Regions from separate parts of the Mus musculus genome. Here regions 1 and 3 are each linked to region 2. A link is a loop called in an ENCODE intact Hi-C map of the cell type or tissue named here. Cell type or tissue: left cerebral cortex. All regions are shown on one strand. Region 1 overlaps Gm30799 (a long non-coding RNA gene). Region 2 has its middle 90 kb from the start of Gm30799. Region 3 overlaps Gm30799 (a long non-coding RNA gene).

Evidence for each region. A loop is a pair of places that touch in the nucleus more often than their neighbours do. Peaks named below come from ENCODE experiments on the same cell type or tissue, not always from the same donor. Only the 100,000 strongest peaks of a DNase experiment are listed, where the experiment ranks them.
Region 1: it touches region 2 in a loop (3-fold over the local background); 5 of 42 quality-filtered maps call a loop at or near these places.
Region 3: it touches region 2 in a loop (7-fold over the local background); 4 of 42 quality-filtered maps call a loop at or near these places.

The regions. Positions count from the first base shown.
Region 1 is chr12:82,100,696-82,108,695 of GRCm38, reverse strand. All of the region lies in intron 6 of Gm30799 (a long non-coding RNA gene), which reads right to left. Among named protein-coding and RNA genes, the nearest start is that of Gm30799, 35 kb to the right of the region's middle. In left cerebral cortex, a CTCF peak has its summit at 7,628 (motif pointing right); DNase peaks (open chromatin) are centred at 4,288, 5,012, 5,497, 5,733 and 3 more places; H3K27ac peaks cover 4,643 bases.
Region 2 is chr12:82,155,853-82,163,852 of GRCm38, reverse strand. No RefSeq gene overlaps it. Among named protein-coding and RNA genes, the nearest start is that of Gm30799, 90 kb to the right of the region's middle. In left cerebral cortex, a CTCF peak has its summit at 4,304 (motif pointing right); DNase peaks (open chromatin) are centred at 2,956, 5,144, 6,306 and 7,643; H3K27ac peaks cover 740 bases.
Region 3 is chr12:82,074,716-82,082,715 of GRCm38, reverse strand. All of the region lies in intron 3 of Gm30799 (a long non-coding RNA gene), which reads right to left. Among named protein-coding and RNA genes, the nearest start is that of Gm30799, 9.0 kb to the right of the region's middle. In left cerebral cortex, a CTCF peak has its summit at 6,751; DNase peaks (open chromatin) are centred at 5,601, 6,736, 7,140, 7,810 and 5 more places; H3K27ac peaks cover 6,880 bases.

The sequences.
Region 1 (8,000 bases), 55 kb after region 2:
GGAAAGGGCTCCACCCTTTCGGGATTGCTGGTTCCATGTATCTGGGTCCCATAAGTGGGGACCACAGAGCTCGCGGTGCTGCAGCAAGGAGAAAGTGGCGAAGGCAAATACAGGAAACAGTGAAAGGAGATGGAGAGAGCTAAGGAGTGGAAGCTGGTGAGCACGCAGGGGTCCCTGATTCTCAGATCTGTTTGTGATTCTTTGTGTTGCTGGCTCATCTCTGAGGTAAGGGGAGCCTCCACAGACCACAGAAGTTGGCTCTTGAGTTTAGAATAGACTTGTAGCCTGTCATCAGTCACATGGTAGTCAATAGTAAGTCCAGGGTAGAGATGGTTGGTGTGTTAACTGCCTAGCTGGCTTCACCATCATAGAGAAATGACTGGAGATCTTTGTTTGTTGGTGTTGTCATGATGAAATGCACTGCCTTCTTGCATCATCGTCCGCTTCTGCTAGATTTCTTTGCTGAGTATCTGGGACATGGCAGTCAGTTTAGTTAGAGTATAAGAACACACTGGACTTGGAAACCCTACGAGGGGACTCATAATGCTGTCGGGAAGACGAAAGAGAGGAACAGGGAAACCGGAAGCAATGGTCCCCAACACAAGATCTAGAGTGTGTTGCTTGCCTCTTGTCTCTGTGACATTTTTTCCAGAACTTGACTTTAGGATTCTGACAATAAAATAATGTGAATAGTATCCATGTGCATCTGGTCCATCCTAGACACAGCAGCAGGTTTGATCATTCTCCTTCCAGGCTTCTCTCCCACTCTTCAGCTTTTCTTTGGCTTCTTTTGGGTTGTGTTGAATTGAGAGGATGGTTGTAAGAGCAAAATAGGGTTTCTGCTACTCATTTCTCCTTTTCCATAGCCCCTGGAATGCCACCATTTTTTTTCATGGACTTACAGAATTCATTGTTATGATAGCTCTCAGAATATTGTCTCCCTTGATGGGATTCACGTGCCAAAAGAAGTGTGGTGGAGGTGGGCCTAGAGAAAGTTCCCCTTATCTCAAAGCTCAACAATCAAACCAGATCTGATTCTGAAACTCTTCCTGCTTCCACCAAAAAAGGCTCTGACTCGTCACCAATGTGGTCATGTCTAATTTCTGGCGACCCGCACTGAGCCTCAGCTACCAGACAAGGGCAAAATGGTGTGCCAGAAAAGCCACCAAGCTGAGCCAGAGCAGTGAGAATTGAGAACTCTCTCTTTAAGAAGCCTTGGGTGTGTCACCTCTGTTGGCTATTGGCTAGTTGGGTGTTATTACTGTCCCTGAAGAAGAGAGCAAAGACCCAATGAAGAGGGTGTCTCAACCTCCATTCCCTGTGGCCATTAGCCATCGTAACCCCATGTGCTGCTCAGATCTACGTTCGTTCCTTGTGATGCCTACACAGTCTTTTCACCTGAGGCTGGTGACCATGTGCCCTGGGGGAAGGCCTAAGCCTTATCACTTCCCTTAATCTCTTGACGTTTCCATTGGTTTGGCCTCGGGAGTCTGTGTTGAAATCCTGACAGACAAGCTGTGAGGGAGAGTTGAGGGAGGTGCTCCTGGGAGGGAATTCCTTGCTCCTAAGAACTTATGCAAGTGAGAGTCTTCTGCTTTCACTATGTTAAATATCAATGCCCAGATCAATGCCTAAAATGGTGTGAGGAGAGCCACCCTACGTGAGCATCATGGGAAAAATGGGAAGCAGTAGACAGGAGAACCTGGGAGCAGCTCTCGGCATCAGTCCTGATACAAACACCCCTCCCTAACTATCTCATCCTGTTCTGTAAGACAGGAAGTATTCCTGTAATTTTTGGTAAACGTATTCAGATGGCTCTAACTCCTTTCTGCTGTGTTTTTAATGGCTTGTGAGCACAGGGGAGACAAACTGACCTTGTATTCAGTTCTGATATCTGATGACTAAAGAGAATAATAATTCTGTCCTGATTGCTCTCTATTCTCCCACTCTGTTGGCTGCGCCAAAACTGCTGTGTAGCTTCTTTAAACAGTTACCCAGCCACAGTTACGTAAACAAAAAGAGCTCTAGACATTTCAGAGTCACTGTTTTGAATCCGGTGCCTTGACCTCCAAAAACCCTCTTCTCCTGATTTCAACTGAATTCTCAACCTTCTCCTCAGGAGTGACCATGAGCACTCTTTACTTTGGCACAGATTGGAGGGTTTCAGCTCCGTTGTCTTTAGACCTACCGCAACAGAGAAACAACAGGCCTGAGAGAAGTTGCTTGGTTCACGGTAGTGAGGAAGAGGGAAGAGGAGGAGAAGAGAGGGATGTGCAAGATCCACCCTTCAAAGGCATGCCCCCTTCCTGGGGGAGAGGGGCGGGCCTTGGCCACACTCCTGAGAGTCTCCAATACCTCCCAAAATAGTGACACCAGCTGGGATCCGAGATTTCAGCAGGAACCGGTGGAGAACCGTTCACCTTTGAACAATGCCTTCCCATTCTGTAGCTTGGGACTGTCCCCAGCTACTCAAATCTGGCTCATCTCGGGATCTTTGTCCCCATGGGTTTTGTCTGAGTTTCTCTTCAAGGCTCCACCGACATATGCCTGTCTACCCAGACCTGGAGTTTTGACCAATTACTGAGGCTCTTTGGTTTCTCCGTTTACAGTGGCTCAAAGTTCCCTTCTGAGTCTTGAGTTGTCTTCCATTCTGTTCCCAAGGAGGATTGCCTCTCTGCAGTGTGGGCTGGACGGGGAAAACCCAGCTGCAGCTGCTACCTGGGCTGTTTCTCCCTCTGCCTGTCATCTGCCCTGTTGTCTCCACCCCTTCACTGACTTGCAGGAATTTCGCCCCTGCTCTGGAAGCTTTCCACGGAAAGAGAAGCAGACTGAATCCAATTCTGTTTTATGTGGTTGACGGCCTTCTCGTCACCAGGTTTAACAGATGGCTTTTCATCTGCTTGCCTTTCCGGCCCATACCGTGAAGACTGCATCAGGAGGAGCCGAACTCAAAGTCCTCTCGCCCTTGTTGGACAGGCCATGCCTGCCTACCTTCTAAGCCCCTGCCAGCTCCTAAATTCCATGCTTCCAAATAAGACAGTAAAATATTCGACTCTGTGGATTGTTAACAGATTCTTGGCCTGAGCACAAGTCGCCCCTAATGTGCCTGACTGGATACCAATATAAAGTACAATGGGTTCGCATATGCAATGCGTTGTCTTTCATTTTTAAAATCTCATTTTATAAAACTTTTAATTGAATCAGGCTTGAACTTCCTGTGGCTCGAAGCCAAATAGAATTACACTGATGCTAAAAATGTAAATGCATCCCAGATCCCATGGCCTGTGTATGCTCGGAGACACTGAAGCCTGAAGGCTTGTATGCACACTGAGATGAGAAGGGAGAAGCTAACGATTCAGGTGTCTGATTTATAAACATTTACAGGAACATTTTAAACGTTCTGCTTCAGAATGGTAAAACTATCTTTGACTTTGGAATTCTAGAATGCCAGACCTGGGAAGACTTCTGTGGAATCATTGGCTCATTCTCCACATGGTGGAAAGGAAACTGGGAAGGGGAAAGGAGAGACAATTTCAGGATGCCTCCAGTATCAACAGAGCCAGGGCCAAGTCGTATCCAACACACCCTGGTTCCGCTTCGACTGTGTCAGTCACTGTCCGTCCTATACATTGAGAGGTCTTGAAGTCACCCCAAGTACTGGGAAGTCCATGCCATCCTTTATCTGCTTTGCCCCTCATTCTGCATGAATTCCTCATGAAATAGACCGGTATCAGGCATGCGTGCATGCTCAGGAGACTAGAAATGGAAAAGAATGCTAGCTTCTCTCCTGTCTCCAGCCCCATTCTGCAAACAAGATGCCCACACAGAATCATGGAGGTCACTGCCTGGTGCCAATTCTTTTCCAGCCACCCATTTTACTTCAGAAATGGAGTTCTTATGACCCATGGATCGCCACGGACCGATGACATTGCTGCCCATCACATCTCCCTATCTTGTGGCTTGGTAGGGAACATCGATCGTTTGGAACATGCACAGACAAAATTTATCTTCCTTTTTTTTAAAAAGGAGCATACTCTCCCCCTCCCCCGCAGCAAAGGGAAACTGTATAAAGATGCTGATCTTTGGGGGTGCACGCTTTGACTCTGATACTAAGGGGCCCGGTATCTTTCTTTGCCTGTGCTGTTGCCAGGCAGACTAGTTACCAACGCAAAGCTCCTCCCTGATAAGTTGAACTGTTCCCCCTCCCAACTTCATTATGCCTGCAGCCGGAGCTCTGCTGCAGAGGAAGCCATGCCAGATACCCTGATTCATGTGCTTAAAATATCTGCCAGCCTGGGGATGCGGGCGAGGCAACAGATCTGGAAAACACAAATCAGATCATCAGCTGTTCTGAGCATGTGCGAGAACAGCAGCAGGATGGAGATGTGAACCACAACCAGGAGGAGGGGAACGGATACGGCTTCTAGACTGATGGGTGGGTAAGGCGGGCAGGAGCAGGCATGCAGTTTTAATGCTCTTAAAACTATCACTGAACATTCCAGGCACCAGGTATAAGGATGGACGGAGGCTTAGCCTGAGTCCACAGGGCTAGGCTGGAAAGGGTGACCCCAGTGTTGGAGAATCTTGATACACTCTGTGTAGGCATATCACTAGGTATTGACCCAGAGCATGCTGGCAAAGGACTGTCTCACTGAGTTAGGTATACCTGGCCCTTTAATAGGTTTATCTTAAGGTTTGTGGGATGGTTCAGTGGGTAAAAGCAGGAGCCACATAAGCCTAGAGAGCTGAGTTTCCGTCCTAGATCCTAAGTGGAAGGAGAGAACCAACTGCTCAAAGGAGTGCCCCCATTCTCCCAGGCACACCATACGTAGCATGCACATACCAGTGTGTGTGTGCGCGCACATGACCGCTCCCAATAATAATAATAAATAACATTTTAATGGGTTATATAATTTTATTTATGTTTTTATTTTATTTAAGGTCTCACTAAGTTGCCCAGGCCTTTCAAACTTGCTACATAACCGGTGGATTTGCTGTCTTCCTGCCTCAGCCTCCTCAGGAACTAAAATTACAAATGTGCTCCCACCAAGGCTGGCTGAGAATGTTCTGTGAAGAACTTGGACCAAGTCCCTTAGTTTGGGCTTCAGAGAGAACTTGGCTTTGCTTTCACTCCACACCAGGTAGAAAATGCAACAGAGGGAGAGGGAGAGAGACAGAGAGACAGAGAGAGAGAGACAGAGAGACACAGAGAGACACAGAAAGAGACTCTGTGGGTTGGGAACCCCCTGAAACAACTGTATGTAAGGAAATTATGTAGAAATGTCCCACTCGTGTGAACTGGAGTTTAGGCACCTAAGGGAGCCGAGAAAGATTCCTAAGCAGACAAGAAGGAGGTAGGACCAAGAACTCCATCATCTCTGGGAAAAGTCAGAGGCCCTTCCTTTAAGACCAGCAATGGAACTACCCAGTCACTTCTGAAGCACAGACGTGAAGCGGTTTGGCCACATAGCTGAGTGTGGGCCATCAGATCCTAGGATTTCTTGGCCTGGATCTGGGGACAGCTGGCCTCCTCGAAAATGATGGCGTTCCCTTGGGCTTTGCATGCCTGCACCCTAATTCCGAAGTCATTTTAGAAACACGAGAGGTGAGGGGGTTCCCAGACAGCTCAGATTTCTAGCCTTCAGCCATTCACATTCTGTGTCACCATGTCACCTTCATGTCACCTTCAACCAGATCAGGCGCCTTGGGGTGGTGAGGAGAACACCAGGAGTTCATGAGAAGACAGTGGGAGGTGCCATTCCATGGCAGCCATCTTTTCTCAGGCAGGGGTGCCTATGAGTTACAGAGTCGGGGCTCAGGAAAGATCTATGAGTAGACTAAAGGGGTTAGGATCCGTGGCTCTGACAGACTTCAAGGTGCCAGACTAGGGTGCCAGCTGATCTGTCGGTGGGTATCAGAAAGCAAGACTCTCAAAAGACAAGGAGGTTACCCAAGTGGTTGAGAAACGGCTTTAGTTTCTGTTTTCCTAATCTGAGGAACGGAGGACAGAGAGATAATTGCCTCCTTTTCTTTCCAGGAAAAGCAACCAAGGCTTTGTGTTTCAAGACCTGGGTGCCCTGACACCAGGCAGGGGATTCCCAGTTCTTTGTGAATCTAGTCCACCTGAGGAAATTAAGGAGCCTTCCAAGCAGGGAAGAGGTAAAGGTTATTACTACCTTGTGTGTAAGATCCTGTCAGGGCCTGACTTACTAAAGGTGGCTGCTTGCTGGGAACTTGGAACACAGGGGGGTAGAGTTGTGGGATTTTCCACAAAAAGGCAAAGGGATGTCTCCTTACTCTTTATGCCCCAGCCATGGACAGATGAAGGGTGGCCGTGGAGGCTTGTGGATCTTAGACGCTGTGTGCCTTTCAGAGTCGGGACAAAGGTTCTTTAAGAGATGCATCTGATGTGGAAAGGAGTCTCGAGGACCTAGGGAAAAGGTACCCAGGACAAAGCAGGAAGGAGGATGTGGTGGGGGCTTCAAAGAACAGAGACACCAAGAGACAAGAACTATTTGCTTGTTGACAAGATGGCCGCTGAATTGTCCTTGACCTGAAGGTCAGCACACCAACTTACGAAGCCTGACTCCTGCACATGGTCTTCCCTGCTCCTACCACACAGAATGACTGCCATGGACTTCTGCCCCACCCCCAACTCCCAACCCCGGGCACATTCTATTCTCCTCACTACCTGGGCCCCAGAGATATTACTCTGCTGTGGACTAGTCTCATGGCAGCCTCTAGAACTAATTCTACTGCATACACATTAGGGTAGGAAACAATTATGCTGCAAATTGGCTGAGTCCAAGACACGGACAAGAAACACTGCCTAAGCTTTTGTGTTGAATAAAAATGTCTTCTACTCTTTTTATTGTCAGACAGTAAACCCAACTGCTGCCCAGGATCAGGCACTGGCAGACGAGGTCAGTGCCCAGCTTGCATGGAAAGTTCTGGTAGGCTGTTTTCTGATCTAGAATGCCACTACTGAGCCGGCACAGGTCTTACCTCTGGCTCCGATGCACTGTTGGCTTTGGCTTTGGCTTTCTGAGTTCAGCCCCATTTCTGGGTCATCCTCCCAGTAAAGACAACACCATCATATCGTGGTGTGACATTGCTTTCCTGTCCACATTCAGCCTTCATGGTCACTGTCCTGCGATGCCCTGTGACCAATTGGGGACTTCACAGGGTAGAGCTAGTGGCTTCCTTGGCTTGCTCATATCCCAGCCCCCCCCCCATCTCTCTTCACACCCACTTTCTGTGTTTACCCACATCGCTCACAGGTTTAGCTTGGAGGGATTATAGAGGACGCCTCTGAATCCCAGGCAGCTTGCTCCTCAACACGTGGCCTACTGTTTCATCTCACTGTGTACCGTAATTAGTTCCTCTTCACTCATTGGATAGGAAATCCCCCAAGAGCAGGAGCCATATCTATTAAATCCCTAAGCCTGTGTAAATACAGGTGGAACGCTCTTAATGTCATTTACAAATTCAGTTTAAAAATGAATAATGAGCAGATGGAATGACTAAATTATATCTGTTTTTCTAACTTGTTTTTCATTTTAATTTTTTTTATTTTTATGTGTATGGGTGTTTTGCCTGCATGTATGTCTGTGTACCACTTGTATGCCTGATTCTCGAAGGAGCCCTGAAGGGGGCACCAGAGTCAGACTGTTGTGAGCCACTGTGTAAGTGCTGGAAATCTAATACAGGTCCTCTGGAAGAATGGGTAGTTCATAGCTGCTGAGCCATTTTTTCAGTATTACCCTTATCACCATTATTATTGGACTCATATATGCTGAACATAGATAGTACTGAGTTTCATAAGAATATTTTCATACAAGTTGATAACGTCCTTTGACCATGTCCCCCAAATATATGGTTTCTAGAGGTCATAAGTTTTTTTTTTTTAAATAAAACAAAACCTGAGGTAAAACTGCCTGCCTTTTAATTACCAAAAAGACCAACAAAAAACTTAACAGATATGGGGGTACACACCTTTC
Region 2 (8,000 bases):
GTGGTGTGTGTGTGTGTGTGTGTGGTGTGTGTGTGGTGTGTGTGTGTGTGTGTGTGTGTGGTGTGTGTGTGTGTGTGTGTGTGTGTGTGTGGTGTGTGTGTGTGTGGTGTGTGTGTGTGTGTGTGTGTGTGTGTGGTGTGTGTGTGTGTGTGGTGTGTGTGTGTGTGGTGTGTGTGTGTGTGTGTGTGTGTGTGTGTGTGTGTGTGTGTGTGGTGTGTGTGTGTGTGTGTGCAAGTATATCTTTCATCCATGGTTGTTTGAATCTATGAGGATGTAGAACCAACAAGCATAGAAGGTGAACTCTGTTCTCCAACCTCCTCCTTTGCAGCCGCAGTGATAACCCCCCTGTCCTTAAATACATTAACCAGGTACTCTCCTGCCTCAGGCCTCACATCTGCTAAGCCCTCTTCCAGGAGCACTCTTTCCCCAAGCACTGTTTGGCTCAGTCCCTGAGCTCCCTTAGTCTGTACAAAGGTGACTAGGTTGATCATCTGCCTGTTCACTCGCAGGAGCCCCGGTGCTCTCTCTCACAGGAGATCTGACCCCCACATTTCTGAGCCTCCCTTAACCAGGGGATTCCAGCTGGGTTCAACCCCGGGAAGAAAAAACAAGTTTGGACAGAGGCAAAGGCAAGCCAAACCTCTCTCCCCACAAGCCCCTTCTCTGGATCAGGTGGTATCTTAGCAATGTACTTTCCCCCATTGCCCCAGGTCCCACTGAGTCACAACCATCTCCACACGCTGTAACTTTTTCAGGCTGAGGATAGTGATCACTAAACTGGGCTGAAGTGTAGCTGGCCATGTGGGACAGTGTTCCCAAGGTACAGGAGGTGGGTTCCTCGCTAGCAGCACAATTTTTAAAATCTCTGCATGTTAAGTGGTCTCATCATCCTGGCTGACTTCTGAGCCTTCCCCTCCTGTTTCTTTGTGTTCCGCTCCTTCTTGTTGGAATTCCAGAGCCACCTTGGCCACTTCTCTATAATGATTGCTGTGACCACCAGGACATAACAGCAGTCGTCTCAACCTCCCACTTCCAGGCTCCCGCCAGCTTCCCTTTTCCTTAACTTCCTGTTGCTTTCTGTTATTTAACTGTTGGTCAGCTTATCATTTGTCTCCTACCTACAGTTTGGAGCCCCTGTCGGCACATCCATAGTCACTGCAGGATTCCAACACCTTGAAATAGAATTAGAATTCTAGATGCTTCTGTTTTCTCTTGTTTGGTTGGTTTGCAGGTGGTTCTTTGTTTGATTTCAGGTCTCACTATATTGCCTTTACTGGCCTCAACTTCCTTTGGCCAAGGGATCTTCCAGAGTCAGAATCTTAAGTACCGGGGACTGTATGCATGTGCCATGGCTCCCAGCTCCTCTGATTTAACAACAGAGAAGAGTTAACAGAGGGTAGTAAACAAAGTCAGCTGCTCCCAAGATCCTCAGAATCGATGTCATCTTCCCCTCCGTGGCAAAGGGGACTGACTGTGAAGGTGTGCTCACAGTAATGATCTTGAAGTAGAAAGGGTCTAACTCTGAACTACTCAAGGGAGCCAATGAGGTCACAAGGTTCTCACAGGCAGTGGACAGACAATCAGAATCAAAAGAAAGAGACAAAGCCATGGAGACAGATGAAGATGCTTTCAGAGCTATCGCTGACCATGGAGGAAGAAGATCATGAACCAACAAATATGGACCACCCCCAGGGAATGAAAACGTGGGCAAATCAGACTCTCCTGAGGTGTCTTCAGCAGGAATGCAACCCGCAAGCCTCTCTACACTCTATACACACATGGGATTTCTGACCGCCAGAAGAAATGTTAGGTAATAGACTTATGTCACCTGATCCCTACGGTCTAGCAGTTTCTGCACAAGGAAGACACCAAAGAAATGCCTTTTGAATGAATGAATGAACGGACGAATGAATGAATGAATGAATGATGTTCAACAGCAAAGCAGGAAGAGAGCTGTCATCCTAGTGGAGTGGCAGTCTATCTGCCTTTACCTCCTCTTAGGAAGTCTCCAGGAGCTTTTAGTGCCACGGAGATAGAGGAGCAGGGTCTGGGAAGCATCCCAGGTCTTAGGCACCAATGTCAGCTTGAGAGAATGACGTCAAAATGCCAAGGGCCAACATTGCAAGGTCCTTGGGCTTTCTCTTCCATATACTAAAGAGCTGCTGAAAGATCTGTGGCAAGGTGGACTTGTACTCAAATTTACATTCAGGATGCAGAGAACTCTGAAAGGTGAGGAATTTACAGATGCGGAGATGGTGCAGAAGAGGGCGGTGTGCAAATGAAAAAACAACCACTGTTTGTTGCTCATACACTGCACTGAGCTCACGTTTTCATTTAAAGCACTCACGCAAACTTTCTTTTCGTACTATAGCGGTCTTCTCACAAAGCATTGTCCTGTCAAGTTGTTCATGACATTATTGTGTTCAGATCATTTTCTTGTAAATATGGATTCAATAAAAATCCCAGCAGGACTGAAATTTCTGGCCCACCAATCCTCCACCACTTATTTCTGTGTAGCCATCAGGGCATGTTGTTCCAGTTATGTTTAAAAGAAGGCATCTCTCTGAACGGTGCCTTTATTTATCTCTCCAATAGTACTTTCTTTCAGGGAGCGCTTTGCTCTGTTTGAAATAATTTGACTATTCTCTTCAAGGTTGGCAATCCCCTCTGAGTCTGATTTCACGGTAGACAAGATGTTGGGAAAGGCTTCCCTCTTTAGTTCCTTGTCTTTTCTAAATGCATAGAAATGAAAAGAGCCTTGCTCATGACACAGATGTGGTCAGCTGAGGCCTCCCAAGGCTCATCTGCCTTGTAACATTGTCAGCCAATAGAGACGACACTCACAAGAAGTCAGAAGCTCTGGAGTTGCCCCTGCACGGTAGCATCCAAGGAGAGCACTTCGAGAGGCTGTGTCTTTCCGAGTGCAGGAACTGGTGAGTATTTCTGTCTGAGAGCTCACTGGGGAGCTCTTACAGCAAGGAGTTTTTAAGGGAAAAGAGGGAAGACTGCACGGGCCAATGGTTCGGCTATATTTAGGACTGCACAACAGCTTGGCACCCGCTTCTCCAGCACATCACAAAGTCACTGTCCACAAATAAAGTCTCATTTCATTTACTTGCTTATTTTACTTGGGAGTTGATCATGATCCGCTGGGTGTGAGAAAGAGCCAAGGCCACTACATGTAATTTTCCCTCCATGCTGAGGATTGATCCCCAGGGTCTTGTACATGTTAAATATATGGTCTACCAGTGTGTTGTGTACCTACATTCACAACATACAATTCCATACTATTTGTTTGTGCGTGTGTGCCCTGTAACACACACACACTGTGGAGGTGGGTATGCAGTGTGAACTTACAGGAAAATCTCAAAACCTCAAGGAAGACTTCATTTCTGAACTGTAGTTCTGTAGTTCTGGTTCTCTCTTTAGCCAACTATCTGAGTAATTTCAGATGGGATAGTTTGGGGTTTTTTGTTTTTTTGTTTTTTTTGGTTTGTTTTGTTTTGTTTTCTGTTTTTCTTTTTTAGAAAATCAAGACTGCACCCATTTAGACAAAATGCTGATAAATTACCTTGGTGGGGGGGGGGGGGGGAGTTGCAATCTATTTGTTCCTGGTCAAAAATCTGAGAATCTGACATTTGGACTTTTGATCAGAGTTTCTGAAGGTCTCTCCTTTCGTGTGTGTGTGTGTGTGTGTGTGTGTGTGTGTGTACACATGTGTGCATACTCAGGCGAGTATTACACTGTATTCAATTATGTGTGCCTATGCATGCATATGCAAAGGCCACAAGAGGGTGTCTTCCTTTATTGCTTTCTGCCTTATTGCCTCCTGGTAGGGTCTTTCAGTGAACCAGCCATTCCTAGATTTTTATATGTGGGATTTAAACTCAAGCCCTAAGCACCCTACCCACTGAGCTACCTCCCCAAGCCCAGTTTCCACTTTCTTAATATGATTTCTCTCTTCCCTTTATCACTCCTGTCTTCCATCATTGTCTCTTAAACCCCCAACCTTGGCTATCAAGCATGACCACAGCTCATGTTGGCAGGATGACCAGGTATGAAGACCTTGAGTAGGTGTGGTGTACATCCTCGATGCTTTTCTGGCAGCCATGATGGCTCAAGTGGATCTTAGTCATTGCACCGATTTGGCCAGCCCACACTAGTTTTTGTGATGGGGAACCCTGAAGACCAATGCATCCAGTGGCTCCCTCTTAGAACTATATCCAGCTTCCTGGTAGACCTGATGGGCAGTTATACTTTACTTGTTCCATACTGTCTCTAGAGGGCAGCACAAAACACAATCCCACCAATAAGCTAAGACCAACTCCATGATGCTTGACTGGCTAACAGAACTCATTCAAATCCCCATAGCCTGGCTCTTCAGTACAGGAGCAAGAATAAAGAGACCAGTGTCCCACCAAAGAATATACAGGCCACCATATTGGATTCATTCTAACCTGGTCACAAGTCCCGCCTCTACCTCTAGACTTAGTAGCTGTCCAGCTTTGGGGAAAGTTTTTTTAACCTCTGCAAATTTGTTTTATTTAAGATGATGATGGTGGTGGTGATCAAGTTTTTATGTTATAAGGTCATACTTTGTGGCTCTAGCTAGCCTGGAACTCACTGTGAAGAACAGTCTGGCTTCCAATTCATAGAGATCCACCCGATTCTACCTTTCAAGTGCTGTAATTAAAGGTGTGTGTTACCACACTTGACTTTGAGGTAAAAAAACAAAAACAAAAACAAAAACCCTAAGCGAAATAGTATGCGTTTTGTTAGGCCCTGTGAATTGGACTGCTGGCCTAGAAACCATCCACAACCCCCTTTGCCTCTTCGGATTTTTTTGGTTTTCGTTTTGTTTTTCAGAATCTGTGGGGCCACCAGAACTACCTTTACACAAAACATGAACTTTATTATAAAAAGCAAAGAACAAAAATGATTTCCAAAATAGCCTCGGTGGGGAGCGAGCCCCACGAACACACCTCCGCTACTCTCAGGACTCTCTGTAGCTGTCTTCATCTTGCTCTTCCCTCTTTCGCTAGAACAGTCTCCTCCATCTTTCTGGTCCACGTGGGAGAATACCTCGTGAACCCATTCCAAACAACATCTCCCACGTCCGCAAAATCTCTGAAGGAAAAGCGTCCTACCGTACCAGCTGTAAGAGAGGGGCCCGCCCACCTCCGTCAGCTGCAACCGGAAGTCTGGGGGCAAGTTCTAGAAAGTGGCACAGAGGAGCCTGGACAAAAGTGTGGGGAGATGGCAGGGTGATAGTTCCCAAGATAGAAGAAGGGAGAAACATAATAAAGATGCAGTGTGGAGGAATTACATACGACGAAGTTTCTGCTCCTGAGACTGTCATATAGTTAGGAAGAGAGAAATAGTATCTTCAATACTAAGGAAAAATGACCAATAATGATTAATGGAATCAGTGCTTCTTATGGCGCAACGGATGGAGCCCAAGAAGTGGTAGCAATGGTGGGTTGACGGTTCAGGGCTCTCTACGAAACATATTCCTCTGGACTGCCTGACTGACTCACTAAGCTCTAAGGAGGGCTAATACTGATCATCAACCTGACAGAATCTAAAACCCCCGCGGAGACAGATCTGTGGGCATGTCTTTGGGGGAGTTTCTACTTTGGAGTATTTGAGGTGAGAAGGTCCATCCTAACACTAGGGGGTAGGAGACCATAGGCTGGGGGCTTAGCCTGAACGAAAAGAGAAATAGGCAGAAACCCGCTGAGCTCCAGCTTTCATCTCTCCTTGCTTCCTGATTGTGGATGCCACGTGACCAGACGCCCACACTCCCGCCTCAAGCCCTTGCCCTGCTGTGACCGACTGTATCCACAAACTGTGAGGGTAGACCCTGCCTCCACCAAGCTGATTTTGTGCGGTGTTCTGTCACAAGCTGTTTTTTGTCACAGCAGTAAGAGAAGTCTCTTATATGCACATCTGAAGTCTTTGGGTGGGACTATTTCCAGTCTCGGAAGCAACGGAATCAGGCCAGATGTTGAATTCTTAGACAGTATTTCTGTTTGTATAGCTCGCCGGTACATTTATTCCCCTTTTACGATGTAGCCACAATTGTTTGTTTTTTTATTTAAAAGTTGCATTTATTTATCTGTATGTGTGAGGTTTTCATTTAATTATTATTGTGTAAGAGTGCGTGGTGTGGTAAGGGCAGGTGTTCCATGACTTGTGGAGAGGTCAAAGGACCACTTGCTGGAGTCGGCTCTTTCATTTTGTCATGCAGGTTCCAACGCTCAAACCCAGATTTTTTTAGCTTAGTGGCAAGCACCGTTAACTGCTGAGCCATCTCACAGGTGGGAGCTATTTATACACACTTAATCATCCCTGCATATGAAGCAGAAATAAAAGAGCGACTTGCTTAAATTTTTACAAAGAGGTTGCATTGAAAGAGCAAGATTATTCTAAATTTCTCAAAAGATGGCATTACTTAATGGCTGCTTATCCTTTCTCTCCTTTCTACACGACTTTTCTGTCCCTCCTGCAAACTCAGGTTATTTCATGGAAGAAACAGATCCCACTTTACAACAAGAAAACCTTTAAAATAAGTCAAATCACTTGTTAGGATGGGTACTGCGATTTCTTCCCATCTTGCCCAAGAATTTTCACACTAGCCCATTATTTTGTCGTTAGTTTATTATTAAGTTCTTCTCGTTAGTTATTTGGGGGAAATCCATAAAACACTAGTAACATGATTTCCAGGTCCCTAAATCCAAATTTCTAATGCATATGAACGGCTAACTTTTCACAGCCATCTTTCCTGTTGATCAGATTCCTTTGTCTTCATCTCCCCCATATGTCTTTCTTTTCTTTTGCAGCTGCATTTATGGATCGACCATGAAGGTGACAAAGAAGGAGAATGTATCTATCTTGTGTAATTTTCATTCAATCTCATGGTTCTAACTGTCACAGCCACGGGTGACTCGATTTATATCTCATTTCCATCTAAGCCCATTCTATCACCTCTAGCTGCCGGTAGAACCCTCCACTGATCAGAAGAAAGAACTATGGGGGGCTGGAGAGATGGCTCAGCGGTTAAAAGCATCGACTGCTCTTGCTAAGGTCCTGAGTTCAAGTCCCAGCAACCACATGGTGGCTCACAACCATCTGTAATGAGATCTGACGCCCTCTTCTGGAGTGTCTGAAGACAGCTACAGTGTACTTACATATAATAAATAAATAAACAAATATTTAAAAAAAAAAGAAAGAAAGAAATATGGGTTTTATCTTCTACAGGTTCTGAATGCTAAAGACAATTCTCTTTGCAAGCTTCATGTCCTGAGGTTGCTCTGGCCCTCTGGTCTGCTCTGCCTGAGAGCACACACAGGATGGGCCACGGCATTCCTAGCTACTGCTGGCCATAATTTTAAAATAAAAAATAAACCTTGCTTACACGTGCGCTATCGAGCCCTATTCAGGCGAGAATAGCTGTTAGGATACAAGCCAATCTCTGGGGAGAGAGTGGGAGCCGTGTACATGATACTACTCTCCCGTGGATTTTGTTCTGTTTATCTCGTGTGACAAATCACTGTAAATCTCATAGGTTTAAAACAACCATCTAGTAGAACCTGTGATCCCGCAAGGGAGCCTAGCCAGGAGGGCCTCCTGCTCCACGAGCATCTTGCTAGGACTCTGGAGGCTTCAGTCAGACAGACACCAGCACCTTAGCAGCTAGGGACAGAAGGCTGAGAGCTGCCAGGCTGCAGGCCAGCTTTTCCAGCCAGGCAGTCTTGGGATTTACGGGAACTAAAAGGTAGGGTTCCAGACAGGGACAGGAGGTGGAAGTTGTGTCTCTCGAGGCCTGAGCTCTGACATCCGCACATCCCACTTCTTCCGCATTTTACTGGTCACCTGTCTGTCACCTGTCTGTCTAGTAAAGAATATAGGGCCAGAGAGGTTAACACACTCCTGGACACTAGGGAATGCACAGTCTGAAGGAGAAGCCAGTATACAATAGAGTTTTGTACGCAAGCTTT
Region 3 (8,000 bases), 81 kb after region 2:
CAAGGACAAAAATGGAACAGAGAGCTGGGCAGTGGTGGTGTACGCCTTTAATCCCAGCACTTGGGAGGCAGAGGCAGGCGGGTTTCTGAGTTCGAGGCCAGCCTGGTCTACAAAGTGAGTTCCAGGACAGCCAGGGCTACACAGAGAAACCCTGTCTCGAAAAACAAAAACAAACAAACAAACAAACAAACAAACAAATGGAACAGAGACTGAAAGAAAGGCCATCCAGAGACTGCCCCACCTTGGGATACACAGAACAGAAAAATGGTTATATAACAGAATCTATCTATCAAAATAGGCAACCACCTAAACCATACCACCAGTAACCGAATCCCTCCTTTTTTATAGATTTTTTTTTATGTGATAAGACACCATGACCAAGGCAAGTTATAAAAGAAAATATTTAAATGGGAACTTGCTTACAGTTTCAGAGGGCTAATGTATGACTACCATGGTGTGGGGCTCATGGCAGCTGGCAGGCAGGTATGGTGCTGGAGCAGTAGCTGAGGGCTTTACATCACGATCCACAGGAAGCAGGCAAGGGGAGGGGAGACCTAGTAGGGAGGGGGAGGTGGGGAGATCTGGTGGGGGGAGACCTGGTGGGGGGAGGGGGATGGGGGAGACCTGGTAGGGGGGAGTGGGGACCTGGTGAGGAGAGAGGGGGAGACACCTAGTGTGGCCTTTTGAAACCTCAAAGCCTACCTCCAGTGGCACATCTCCTTTAACAAGGCCACATCTCCCAATCCTTCCCAAATAGTTCTACCAACTGAGGACCAAACATTCAAATGTACGAGCCTATGGGGTCTGTTCTCTTTCAAACCCCCATAATAATAAAAGGAAGATCGAGGCAATAACTGGGGGCCCTTGAGTACCTTTCCTCTTGTGGCCTATTGTCACTCTCAACAGTGGATCTGATCTGTCCAAGCTCTTTACTTTGAATAAAGTTCTCTTGTTACTTCTGCAAATCTGTGGGAGCCTCATTTCAATAAGAGGCCAAAATCCTGGAGGCGCACCTGGAGCCCAGACCTGACTCCTGGTAACAGAACCGCTCTCATAATCAGCAACCTGAAAATCAAGTAGTAGAACTCGGGGACCCTGATTACAGGGCGGAAGAATGTGACCTGAGCATCATGTAGCCCAGGTTGGCCTTGAACTCAGTATATGTAGCTAAGGCTGACTTTGAACTCCTGATACCCCTGCCTCGACTGTGCAAGAGAGCCACAAGGTAAGGAATTGTAATTAATTGAGCAACATCCAGCAAGGGCACTGAACCTTGGTCCTGTGACCAAGGGCAACCATATTCTGCTGGTAATGGTGTAGGAGTGGGGACGTGAACTCCTTACTTCGTGAGATCCTAACCAAGCAGAGAACTGGCTACGCTGCCCATCTTCAGCTCTTGATTCTTTCTTTGATAAATACCCTGACAAAGGCATCTTAAGAAAGAAAGGGTGGATTTTGGTTTATAGTTTTATAGGGATGCCTTTCCTGGAGGGGGGAAGCGTGCAGGGGGTAGGGTCGTGGCTGTATATGAGGAGGGAACATTAGCAAGTGCAAGAGGCTGTCTGGTCACCCTGAATCCACACTTAAGGGTGGAGAGAGAACAGGAAATGGGGCTGGGCTATCAGGTCTCGTGGCCTACCTGGAATGAGCCACTTCCTCCGTGAAGCTCCACAACCTCCCTGATCAGCACCCCAGTAGGGGAGTAAGTGTGCAAGCACAGGAGCCTATGGGGGACATACATTCAAGCCATAACTGCCACACTTCTGAACCGCACAACTGCCTGATAATAAATGCACTCTATTTTAAGCAGCAGAGACCAGGGTAAATTGTTATATAATAGAAGGAGCTAATAAAATCTCCTTTCTCCAATAGACCAGTCCACCTCTCCTGTGTCTCTTTGACTTCTGCAGCAGCTTTAGTGTGGTTTCTGATGACGCATTCCCTGGCACCAGTGCATACATAGCATCCCTCCCCTCTTCTCCCTTCTCTTCTCCCCTCTGCTGTTTCTTTGGGAATTCAGTAGTCATTCATATCGCCTCTGCACACATCCCTCTTTGAATACTCCCAAGGTATTCTGTTGTCTTCTCCCACCCTCTTCCAAGTGTCCCCGGGGTGCACAGCATTGTGAGACCACCATTTTCATCCTTGCAAGAGGTACTCAGATTTCCAAAGCTGAAAAACATATTTATTACATAACAGCAAGACATAAGCCCAAACAGCTCGATGCTGGGCTCTTAAACATAGCAACAGCAGAGAGCTTTTCTGGGCTTGAGGAGGAACATTCAAATGTCTCCTAATTTCAGCAATTTTTTTTTCTGGTCTATAGAATAGAAAGCCTAAAAACAGCACAAAGGTAGCTCAGGGCATTCATAGAAACCCCACCCCTATACCAGACACTAGTGAGCGAGGGGGAGGAGAGAGAGCAGAAAGCCCAGTACACTGGCTGTTGGAACTCGCAGGCAGATATTTTGTTTCTTGTTTACTGACCAGGCTGGAAGGAAAGGAACAAAAAAGGAACAAGGAAGGGAGGAACAAGGAAGAAGGAAGGAGCCCATGACCCCCTTCCTGTCTCGTTCTTGGTTTCTTGACACTGTGGTAGGAAGAGCTGGGTCCATCACACCTTCTCTGGGATAACTGACTGACAGATCTGACCCTCTGAACTGAGCTAAGCCTCTCCTTCCTTCAGGTTGCCTTGTCACGTTTTAGCTCACAGCGATGCAGGAGTAGCTAAGTCACTCTCTGGGTTCAGAGGGTGGTGGTTGGGATTTCTATGCTTTTGTCTGCGTGTTCCTCCAGGAGAGACTGTCCTCACTACTGGGACTATCTGAGGACGTCTCACTGGAGGCTCTGTCTGCCATGAATAGAGTCTATTTGCAACAAGAACTCCCCTGCCCCCTGGGCCCCGGATTTGGGGATCCACGCTGAACTTTATTGGTTTTCTTCATGCACCCTTAGGGTTGTTCCATCCCCAGTCACATCTGTCAGGCCTGCCACCTGGCAGGACCTTCCTCCACTCCCATCCTGTGCATCCTCACCACTGAAGACCTTGACTCCAGCTTTCTGGGTCAGGCCTGAGTGGTGGCGGGTGAGGAGGGCTTTCATATTACAGTTGTTTCTGAGCCTTGTCATATGTCAGACTGACTGAACATTCACTGACCATTCGCAGTATGTCTTCACAATGTTAGATGATTTTTGTCCTGTTCTGCTTGATCTGAGAGACCTCTCCAGTCCATCAAAGGGTTAAGTGATTTTTGGTTGAGAAGACAGGGGCTTTTCTCCAGATAGAACACATATTTAGAAACTGGACTCTTAGCCGTTGCTTGTGCTATATGCAAAGAAGTAATTAGTTCTGCTGAACTCCATCCACATCAAGGCTTACTACTCTTTTACTTTCCCCACTGTTTTGATTAAATACCCTGACACAGGGCTGGAGAGATGGCTCAGAGGTCAAGAGCACTGGTTGCTCTTGCAAGGGACCAGGGTTTGATTCCTTACATCCATATGGTGGCTCACAGCCATCCCTAACCCCAGGTCCAGGGGATCTGATGCCCTCTTCTGGCCTCCACAGGCCCCCAGCATGCATATGGCTCACATATTATAGGCAGACAAAGCACCCAGACATAGAAAATTAAAAAGATAAAATAAACCTTGATAAAAGCAATTTAAAGAAGAAAGGGTTTGTTTCCATCAACCTAATCCAGGCAGCTCCTTAAGAGCCTGCTCTTCCAGGTGATTTCCATCAAGTTGACAGTTGTGATTAGCCAACACAATGACAAAAATCACCCAAAGGCATGCCAATGCACCTTAAACTATATCCTAGTGGGATTAACTATTTGATTCATGGTGCTTAAATCATTGCCTTTATGTTTAATATAAGAAGGGTGGTTGAAAGATTCATTGAGCATATTGATTAGTTTCTGAGTGCAAAGGTACTGAGCCAAGAGATATGAGCATGCTCCTGTCCCTAACTTCTCTGAGACTTTAGAGTCTGGGGGAGGAAGTTAAGTGCGAAGCCCAGAGGTAACTAAATGCAGCCTGTAGCACAATGACTCCGTGTGCAAGCTCACGCGCTGGAGGGGTTTTACTGAAATGGCCTAAGGGCTATCCCAAGTGTCTGGTGGAAAAGGCCCACTGTGAAGTGGTGGGCAGTGGAGTCAGTTCCGGAGGCTGAGGAGGAAGCTGGAAGGTTGGGGAGGAGCCCTCCTGCTCTAAACTGAAGACGTCCCTGAAAGAAACTGTGTGAAACCCCAGGAAGAAAATTACTCAACTCCTTTTGATTCTTTGGCTTTTAACCTAGCAGGGTGTAAATGGAACGGAGACAGGGATGCTGGCTAGGGGCAGCACCTCCACCATCAGGAGGAGAAGCATCCGCTGGAGGAAAGGTGCTGTCAAGAGCATACGGTTGTCTCCCCCTGAGATGTGAGAGAAAGTGGGGGGCACTGAAAACAGCCACCAAGGCTGTAACAACTGGGTCTCTGGTCTCTGGTGACAAGCGGGGCCATGATGGAGGCTCCTGTTATACAAAAGGCTGATGGTTCTGTAGTTGTCATTCCTGTAGGCGGAAAAGTGTGTGGGGAGGGATCTGGGAAGCATGTACCAGTGGGGGAAGAGAGGAGAATTTGTCTTGGAAAAAGGCGTGTTTGTATGCCTGCTTGTATGCCTGCTCTTAGCTGGAGACATTTCTGCAGCTCAACTTTAATGTTTCTGTCACTAGGCATTTGGTTGCTTCTATGACTACGATCCAGTTATAAATAAATAAATAACAAAAACAAAATCAAAAGCCGTTGGTGAGAGTCAGTAGATCCTTATCCCACTTGCTGACACTGTATACTGCTTTTCGCCTTTGTCACCAGCTCATGAGCTCAAACCTTAGGGGACAACCTTAGGGACAGGCAGTTCATCGCATTACAGGGATATCAGAAAAGGTTTCTCAGCTGGGCGTGGTGATTCATACCAACAACCTCAGCACCAGGAGGTTGAGGTACAATGATTGCTGCAAGTTCAAGGCCAGCCCAGGCTACCTAGTGAGTTCCAAGCCAACTCAAGTAACAAGGTGAGACCTTTGCTCAAAATGAAAGCAATCAAGGGCTGTGGGTGGAGCTCTGTGGGTAGAGAGCTTGCCTCACTCTGGGGTCAACCCCAGCACTGAATTGACTGGGTGTGTTCGTAGACGTCCATGATCCCAGCACTCAGGAGGTGGAGGGAGAGAAAAGGAAACAAACAGGGAGTTCGAGGCCAGCATGGACCTGAGACCCTCTACGGGAGAAGGAGAAAAGCTCTCCATGCTCTGTGGACTAGAGAAATGATTGAAAAATCACATCGTTTTCCAAACTCCCAGGAAATGAGGAAATAGTGATGCCCAAGATGTACACACCATGGTCCTTACTCTGTCACTCAGTTGGTTTTTTGGGTTTTTTTTTTTTTTTGTAACTCAGCGTTAACAGCAGTCTATACACTTGAACATTGCAGAGTGGATTTTAAGTGTTCACAACACAAAGAAATGGGTGTGAAGCAATGCATATGTTAAACAACTAGCTATCCCACACTGTGTGCATGAATTAAAATATGAACACCATAAAGGCACGCATCATTTTTACGTTACCGATTTTGAAAAAAGCACGGAGTCTCAAAGGGAAAATGTGGCACTGAAGACATTGTGTTAAAGGCTCCTTTTCTTTGTGCACTGAGGCTGAGAGTAGATGTCAGCTGCTACGTGTTGAGGAATGGTGTCGGCAGCCAGCTATCTGGGGGCAATCGGGTCGACTGACTGTGCAAGCTGTTCCCAGCTGTGCAAGTTCCAATGATTTAAATACCTCTTGATCCCTATGTCCTTATATGGGAAAATATATATAGTATGTGACATATAATATAGAAGGCATAGTGGAACATAATACTGTCTATCAGGTAGAGTGTAATAATGGGATGATAAAGCCAGGTGTAAAAACTTAGAAGGTGATGAGGTAGTCCCTAAAGTGAGAGGCTGGCCTGGGCTACAGTAAGACCCTATCTCAAAAAACAAAAACAGGGCGAATGAGAGAGAGAGAGGGAGAGAGAGAGAGAAAGTTAGACTAAAGAATTTCAGTAAACCCTTAGCTCATTGTGTGGTACACCGAGGAGCCCAAGGAAGACGGTTGCAAGAGCGAGGACAGGAGAGACCAGGATGAAGCAAGCTTCTAGGGCTCGGGCTTTGTGGGCTTGGTTCAGAACTGGCTCTCAGGAGATGCCTGAAGCAGAGTACAACCTTAGTGGAGAAGAACTTGGGGAAGGGGAAGGAAGGCAGGAGAGAGAGGGGAGGAGGGAGAGGGAGGAGGGAGAGGGAGGAGGGAGAGGGAGGAGGGAACAAAGGACAGAGAGTGCCAATGCCTAAATGGTGGAGATTCCACATGATAAACCCCAACTTTGCCCTGCCTTTGGGGGGCCCATAGAACTAATGGACTTGGGATGGAATCTGCTCAAAAGCGCCCTGGAAGTCAGTGGGAGGCTTATGTAACTGTTTGTACTTGCGAGCTCCAGTGAAAAGTAAGGATGCCTGTCTCTGCCTGCAGGGCAAGAAGGTGCTGGCTCATCTGCCCTCTGCCTCATCTGGTCCAGCGCTACTGGATGGGCCCTCCCATGGTCTTGCAGACGCCTTCCAGAAAGGGAGCCCTTGAACAGGTAGGGAGTGGATGTGAGAAAATGCTGGAAGGCAGGGCCTGGCAGGGAGAACTGGATGTTCCACCCTCGACAAAACACATCCCACATCTTCCACCAGAGGCAAGGGAACCTGGATTCTGAGGCTGGGTGCTGGAGGCGGTGCAGGCGGCCAGGCTTACAGAGACGTGATACCCATGAAGGCAGCTGAAAACTGTAAACTGTAGATGCACAGCTCTGTTAGTTATTAGCACGGGAGGAGAAAAACATCAGGAACAGAGACCCAGCAGCTTGCTTCACTGCGCCTGTGCCGGAAAGGCCACTGACCTTTTGAGACCCGCATTGCATTTGTAAAAACAAACAAGAAGGGCTTCCCAGCCTCATGCCTAGTCAGAAGCCTTCCATCCCTTGCTCCTCTGGGGCCCAGGTTTTTACTTGATTTGCATGTTGCTCGATATGACATATTTTCCAAATTTCAGATAATGACTTACATATTTGTTTGGTTTTGTTTTTGAGACACAGTCTCATTCTGGAGCCCAGCTGGCCTTGAACATATGCTTCAACCTCCCAAGTGCTGGGACTGTGGGCGTGAACCTCTTTGTCCAGCTACTTGGATAACTTCTAACTCAGCACAGGATAAACTTTCTGAAGACAGAGAACTTGTGTGTGTGTATGTGTGTGTGTGTGTGTGTGTGTGTGTGTGTGAGAGAGAGAGAGAGAGAGAGAGAGAGAGAGAGAGAGAGATTGTTAATAACTATTCCTTTTCAGTCATTCACTGTTCACTTACTGAGTTTGTAGACTCCAGGAATATGGCAGGGGGCATCTTGAAAATATACATATACATATACATATACATATACGTACACGTACACGTACACGTACACATACACATACACATACACATACACATACACATACACATACACATATACATATACATACGCATATGCATATACATACACATACATAAGCATTTGCTCTGCATGTGCTTAAACAAAAGACAGGGAGCACTGTTCATGGTGGGTAGTGTTAATGGTATACTCTAGAATGAGACAAAGTCAGTTGCCCTGGGAATGCCCCACCCCCATCCCATGTCTGGAGCTCCTTTACCATAAGTATCCTGCAAGTGTTAAGAAAGATTGCGTAAGCACTGAGAAGATGGCTTCCCTCAGCTCCATTGGCTCCCTCGGTAAAGTATTTGCCATACAAGCATGAAGACCTGAGTGTGGATCCTCAGCACCACAATAAAAAGCCAGTACTGTGTAATTAATGTACTTGAAGTTCCAGCGCTGGGGAGGCGGACAAAGGGACCCCTGGGACTTGCTGACCAGACAGTCTAGCTGGATTGGCACGTTCCAGGTTCAGTGAAT